2 separate regions of the Homo sapiens genome follow, and region 2 is linked to region 1. A link is a loop called in an ENCODE intact Hi-C map of the cell type or tissue named here. Cell type or tissue: natural killer cell. All regions are shown on one strand. Links, peaks and the distances in the headings refer to the core of each region. The heading gives the core; the rest is flanking DNA.

The links. Peaks named below come from ENCODE experiments on the same cell type or tissue, not always from the same donor. Only the 100,000 strongest peaks of a DNase experiment are listed, where the experiment ranks them.
Region 2: it touches region 1 in a loop (3-fold over the local background); 1 of 110 quality-filtered maps calls a loop at or near these places.

Annotation. Positions count from the first base shown.
Region 1 is chr7:38,334,337-38,337,252 of GRCh38, reverse strand. It overlaps TRG and the pseudogene TRGV7. Among named protein-coding and RNA genes, the nearest start is that of TRG-AS1, 5.6 kb to the left of the region's middle. In natural killer cell, for the core only: CTCF peaks have their summits at 1,238 and 1,440 (motif pointing right); a DNase peak (open chromatin) is centred at 1,482; H3K4me3 peaks cover 2,119 bases; H3K27ac peaks cover 2,500 bases.
Region 2 is chr7:38,279,116-38,282,031 of GRCh38, reverse strand. It overlaps TRG. Among named protein-coding and RNA genes, the nearest start is that of TARP, 6.9 kb to the right of the region's middle. In natural killer cell, for the core only: no CTCF peak of the experiment used is centred there; a DNase peak (open chromatin) is centred at 1,091; H3K27ac peaks cover 2,500 bases.

The sequences.
Region 1 (2,916 bases), core at 100-2,599:
TTTTTGAGACGGAGTCTCACTCTGTTGTCCAGGCTGGAGTGCAATGGCACAATCTCCGCTCACTGCAAGCTCCACCTCCCGGGTTCACAACATTCTCCTGCCTCAGCCTCCTGAGTAGCTGGGACTACAGGTGCCCACCCCCACAACCGGCTAATTTTTTTGTATTTTTAGTAGAGACAGGGTTTCATCGTGTTAGCCAGGATGGTCTCAATCTCCTGACCTCGTGATCTGCCCACCTCGGCCTCCCAAAGTGCTGGGAATACAGGCGTGAGCCAATCTCACACTCCTACTTGATGTGGCCTTTTTACTTGAGAATGAACAGAAATCCTCTAACAAAGAGGTTACAAACACAAGGTCACACACACCCCCTCCTGACCCCCACACACCCATTTACCATTGAGGAGAGTCCATGGCCGACCAACATACCTGATTCTCACTCCTGTTGAGAGGAGGGGCCAGCTGGGCTTCCTGGGTCGAGTAGGGGCTCAGCAAGCTGTGAAACGCACTCATTTCCTGCATCACGACTTACTTCGGTCCTGGATGAATAATATTGAAGATATATGCTTAAAATATTCCGAACACCAGGATTTGTGCATGTGTTTTCTTCCCCATGAAAGCTATGAACAGCGAAAATTTTCCTGTAAGTTTCCCTGTGTTCTCTCTCCCTCTCTTCCTTCCCCCTGCCCCAAAACTAAAGTAAAATAACGTTAACTGCCCGTTTTTCTGTAACCAGCAGACCTTATCTATACTCCCAATTCCAATTCCTTGTAAACATACTTTGTAAAGTCCTGTAAGATCCTGTCTCCTTTGCCATGACGCTGCAAGGTCATAAAGTAGATAAAACCTAAGTTGCAATTCCGGTTTTCCTCAAGATCTAAGACATGTTACAAATGGTTAATTGCCTTTGTTTCTCGCTTTGGTAACATCTTCCCGCCTCAGGTATTTCCCGCCTTGAAGAGTTTAAAAGGCAATCCTATAATCTAACTCTGGCTACCCATTCTGGACCCCCTCCATGCTTTGGAAGCTTTGTACTTTCACTCTGCTCAATAAAGCCTACAGCTTTTTCTCTCTCTCGGTCCGTGTTTCTATCACTCGCTGCGGTCAGCCGCCACACCAATTCTATGGCGTGGCTAGGCAAGAACCTTAGGTGTTACACTGTTAATAAAGCAGGTTCAGGCCTTCTCAGAGTGGCCCTGGGTATTTTGCCTCCAAGTGTCCTTGCGAATGTGAAAAGGAAAGCAGTTGAAAGACCAAATCAAGCTTCCTGACAGGACAAGGCCCTGGAAGCAGCATCAACTGCTGAAACTCTGAAGGGCAGGGTGTGAGCCTGCTGTGGACTGCCCCGTCCTATGGCCCTGGCCAGCTGGCGCCAGGGTCAGCTTTCCCCACATCTGCACTCCCTCTGCTGGAGGCCTGAGCTCTCCATGCCCCTGGCTCTCTTCTGCAGAGGGCCTGCTCTCTGCTGCCACAAGATGGCGCTGGAGAAGGGGCCTGAGCAGAGAGGCAGGAGCTCCTCTGCAGGTCCTCCCAGACACCACCCCTCTGGGAGGAAGGCTGGGGAGTCCCCTAAGACAGATCCTCCATCACTTCTCCCTGCCTGTGACTCAGGAAGACCAGCTCCTCCTACTGCCTTCTGTGCTAGGGAACACTTCCTGTTTGAGTGGGACCTGAGTTTTGAAAGCGTCTTCTGCTCCTCTTCATCTGGTCCCTTTCCTTCCAAGACCCCAGAGAGGAAGGCATGCGGTGGGCCCCAGCCCTGCTTCTAGCTTTCCTGCCTCTTGGTAAGTGTGCTGCCTACAGAGAGGCTGATGGGTTTTATTTTGTTCTGTTTTGTTTTCTCATTTTGCAAGGGGTGCCGTTCTAAGGAGTTCCTCATTATATTTTGTGCTGTTCCCATTGCAGCCAGTCAGAAATCTTCCAACTTGCAAGGGAGAAGGAAGTCAGTCACCAGGCCAGCTGGGTCATCTGCTGTAATCACTTGTGATCTTACTGTAATAAATACCTTCTACATCCACTGGTACCTGCACCAGGCGGGGAAGGCCCCACAGCATCTTCCATACTATGACCCCTACTACTCCAGGGTTGTGTTGGAATCAAGAATCAGTAGAGGAAAGTATTTTACTTATGCAAGCATGAGGAGGAGCTGGAAATTGATACTGCAAAATCTAATTGAAAATGATTCTGGATCTATTACTGTGCCACCTGGGACAGGCACAGTGATTCACACCTGCCCTACACCACACTGAAAATCTGCCTTGTGACTGCTTCTGGTACACAAGATAGACCAGCCCCCTCTCATTTGTTGCCACCGAATTTACTGTATTCTGTACAAAGAGAAACACAGCATAATTCCTGATCTCTCCCCTAATATCACACTCTCCTGGCAGCAGCTGCACCTTGTTCCCCACCCTCCCCCAGGACTTTCCTGAAGACAAGCTGTCATCTTCAGGCCTCAGCCAAGCAGCCTGGCTGAGAGCAAGACTCTCTCAGCTCTCCGAGGACATGGGGGAGGCCCACTCACTCTGCTTCCTCGGACCAACAGGTACACCTAGGGTCCAACTGCGAAGCGAGATATTTTGGACAGCAAATGGGAAGGATATTTATACTGAATCATATATCTAGAGATCACAGCTGAGAGTGTTGCTTATTCTTTATGTCTATAACAATATAAGCAATAGTATAATTACCACTATAACACTAAGCCTAGGTATGCAGTTGAACATTGTCTCCCTCTGCTTTCCTTTTTGTCTCTCTCTCTACTTTCTTGGTTACTTGCTATTTTTCTACACATCCCTTTTTCTGGCCTCCCCTCCCTCCCTCCCTAGCTCCCTCCCTAGCTTGCCTTCCTTCCTTCCTTCCTTCCTTCCTTTCTTCCTCCCTCTCTCCTTCCCTTCCTTACTTCCTTCCTTTCTTTCT
Region 2 (2,916 bases), core at 125-2,624, 55 kb after region 1:
AACAGATCAATTAAATCATAATTTCTTGTTTTTCTGTTCCTTTAATTCGTGGGACTGGCCATGTAAAATAAATAAAATCTGCAGACCCCTATGTGATCTGATGGTTAGTGTGGTAGTGAACCAGGGAATCTTGCTAAGTGTCAGAACGTGATAAGAAAGTAACCACAGAGCAGAAAAATATTCCTGGTGTTACCTTAAGTTATAAAGACAGAGCTTAAAATCGAGCACACATATTATATCTATGTGAAGCAAATGAAAAAGATGAGCAGATATTAGCCTGTAAGGGAATACACCAAACTGTTAATAGTAGTTGTCTCTGGTTGGTGGGGACAAAAAGTGACTGTTTTCTCTGCATTTCTTTCTGACCCATCTACCCATGTTGTCTTCCCATAGCTATTTACTGCCCTTTGTTTCTACAGCTTCCTAACTGTTCTGAAATCCCTTACTAATCAGAGCAGTTTCCCTGGTATGCCCATCACACATATGGGCATGTGGGACATAGAGATTAGCTTTTTTTCTGACTAGATTAGTAAATTCTTATAATAGAAGGACCTGCTGAACCAAGGCTGGAATTTCCTACTCTTCACTCTGAAAGCTGGAACCAATCCCAAGGGGCTGGCCACACACTTGGTTCAAATTGGGTAGTCCTGGCCTGCTTTCTGCCTTCTTAGAGTGACCTAGGACTTGTTCATGTCCAAGGCCTTACCAGCCACACCTAGAAAATAGCAAGAACAATAGTAGCAACCATATCTATACCATTACATTTAGCTCAGTACCTCTCTTTTTGGATGTCTGACAAGTAGCCAAAAAAATTATTGATTCCAATTCCACTCCCTTCCCCCAATCTCCAAGCATGTATTATTTTCCTCCCCAGACTTTCCTATTGCAGTAAATGGCAACAGTATATTGTATCATCTGATGGAATGGCAAGGGTGTTTTCTCAAGCAGATAGTGTTTTGTTGACTTCTGTGTTTTTTGTTTCTCCTAGTAATGAGAGAAGAGTGCAGAGACCCAACTATTACTGAGTTTCCTGTGATATGAGATCTGAAGGGAGTTTACAGGAGCTCTTGAAGCTATGGTTTCACCTGCGAGAAAGACACCCACAAACCAGGCCCAACCCTGTGTGGTCCAATCTGAGACTGGAGTAGGCTGTCTCAACAGAGCCCCTGACCGAAACACTACAGACCCAATGCAGGGAAGACCCAGTCTTCTCTCTAACTTACTGCAGGTTTAGAAACTCTTTGTGTTCCCCCTGACATGTGCAGGGCAATAGGCCAGCCATGACGGCAATGATTGTCATTCTGAAGTGCATGGCCCAAATGGCCCCATGGATGTATAATCTCCTGGTGTCACTGAAAGACAAATAAAAAGAAAGTAAATTGTGAGATATAATTTGATATTCAGATTCAACTAGCCCCGCTCCTCACAGATTATTTTGCTAGGTGTTGTCACTGACTACTCAATGCTTTTTAGAATATGCAAATCAACCATTTCATCTGCTTTTTATTTCGTTTAATATGTTCTGTGATTCCTAGAAAGCAATACCCAGCATCCTCTATATGGCCATTTGAGATACAGATTCTCTATATTATACAGACCTAGACTATACTTGGGAACTGCGTTCCTTCCACACATATCTCTCCAACTGTGAAGTAATTGATGAACAGGGTTTGGGATCTGGAAAACTTGAACTGAAATCCTGGCTCAGTTTGAACTCCCTAATTCTGTTTCCTCACATGACTTTTAATGGTAATAACCATTTATAGGGTAAAGCAGAAAGAGATAAATGCATAGTTAGTGCCTGACTCATGGTAGACACTATATTTATGAGTTTTCTTCTCTTTCACTATCAGAAAGCACAGGCCCATGGATTGTCATCCTGCAGCAGGGGGAAGGTAAGTGAAAAGGAGATTTGGGGCTTAGAGTAGCATATCAATTTCTCAAGACATTTTTCCAGACACGAGTCTTTTATGCAAACATTTCTTGTTTGCCAAAAAGAAACAAGTGTTTCACCAGGCATGTTTGCCTGTGGGAGCAGTATCAGTTGAAAAGTATCTATAAATCTACAATATGCATAGTGGCATGTTAAGTACCCCAAGTGCAAAAGAAACCCTAAAAGACTAAATCTTCAGGTTAAGAATGAAGACAGGTGGCACAATTGCTAAAAGGGAGAATCTGATTGAAAGTGCAGTGACCCGGCCTCTCCCAAACACTGCCCTGGTGTTTTTAGAAACAAGTGAAGATCCACTGGACTATATTGTAACATATCTGATATTATCTAAGTGATGACATATGTGAAATCAAATTATGCTAATTTATGAAAGTTAGTGGTCCACAGATTGTCAGTATGTGATTTTTTTATCTCTTGTACATGTCAGATAATGTGTTTTTTTTTGCTTCAGAGGGTGGTCTCTCTCAGAAGTGTCTTAACTTACTGCTGTACCTGATTTAATTAAGATCCACTACAATTTCTGAAAGATAAACCAATGTGAAAAAAATGTGCAAATTATTATTTTGGTTCATGTTGGCAACCAAACCCTGAAATGAAATGTGAGATATATTTTCGTATCTTTTGATGGTCTAACAAATTTGGTTGAAGCTGTTCTCTATGAAAATTATTATCATCAGACTTGAAAAAGTGATGCAAAACTTCAAGCAATGCAGTATCAACTTGTGCTTTACCTCACTTGACTTACTTGTTATTTATATATTTGTTCATTCATAACCCATCTTCTTGGAAGCAGGATTTAAGTTGCCTCAGTTTGTTAACTCAAGACATGACAAATGTGGCGGGGAGGATGTATGTGTTCCAAAACACAGGGTTAGAGGCGAAACTGCTTATCTTTATACACATTCATTTGGGTTTCATTTTACGCCTTTAGTAAAACTGAACATCATGGTCTTCACATAGTTCTT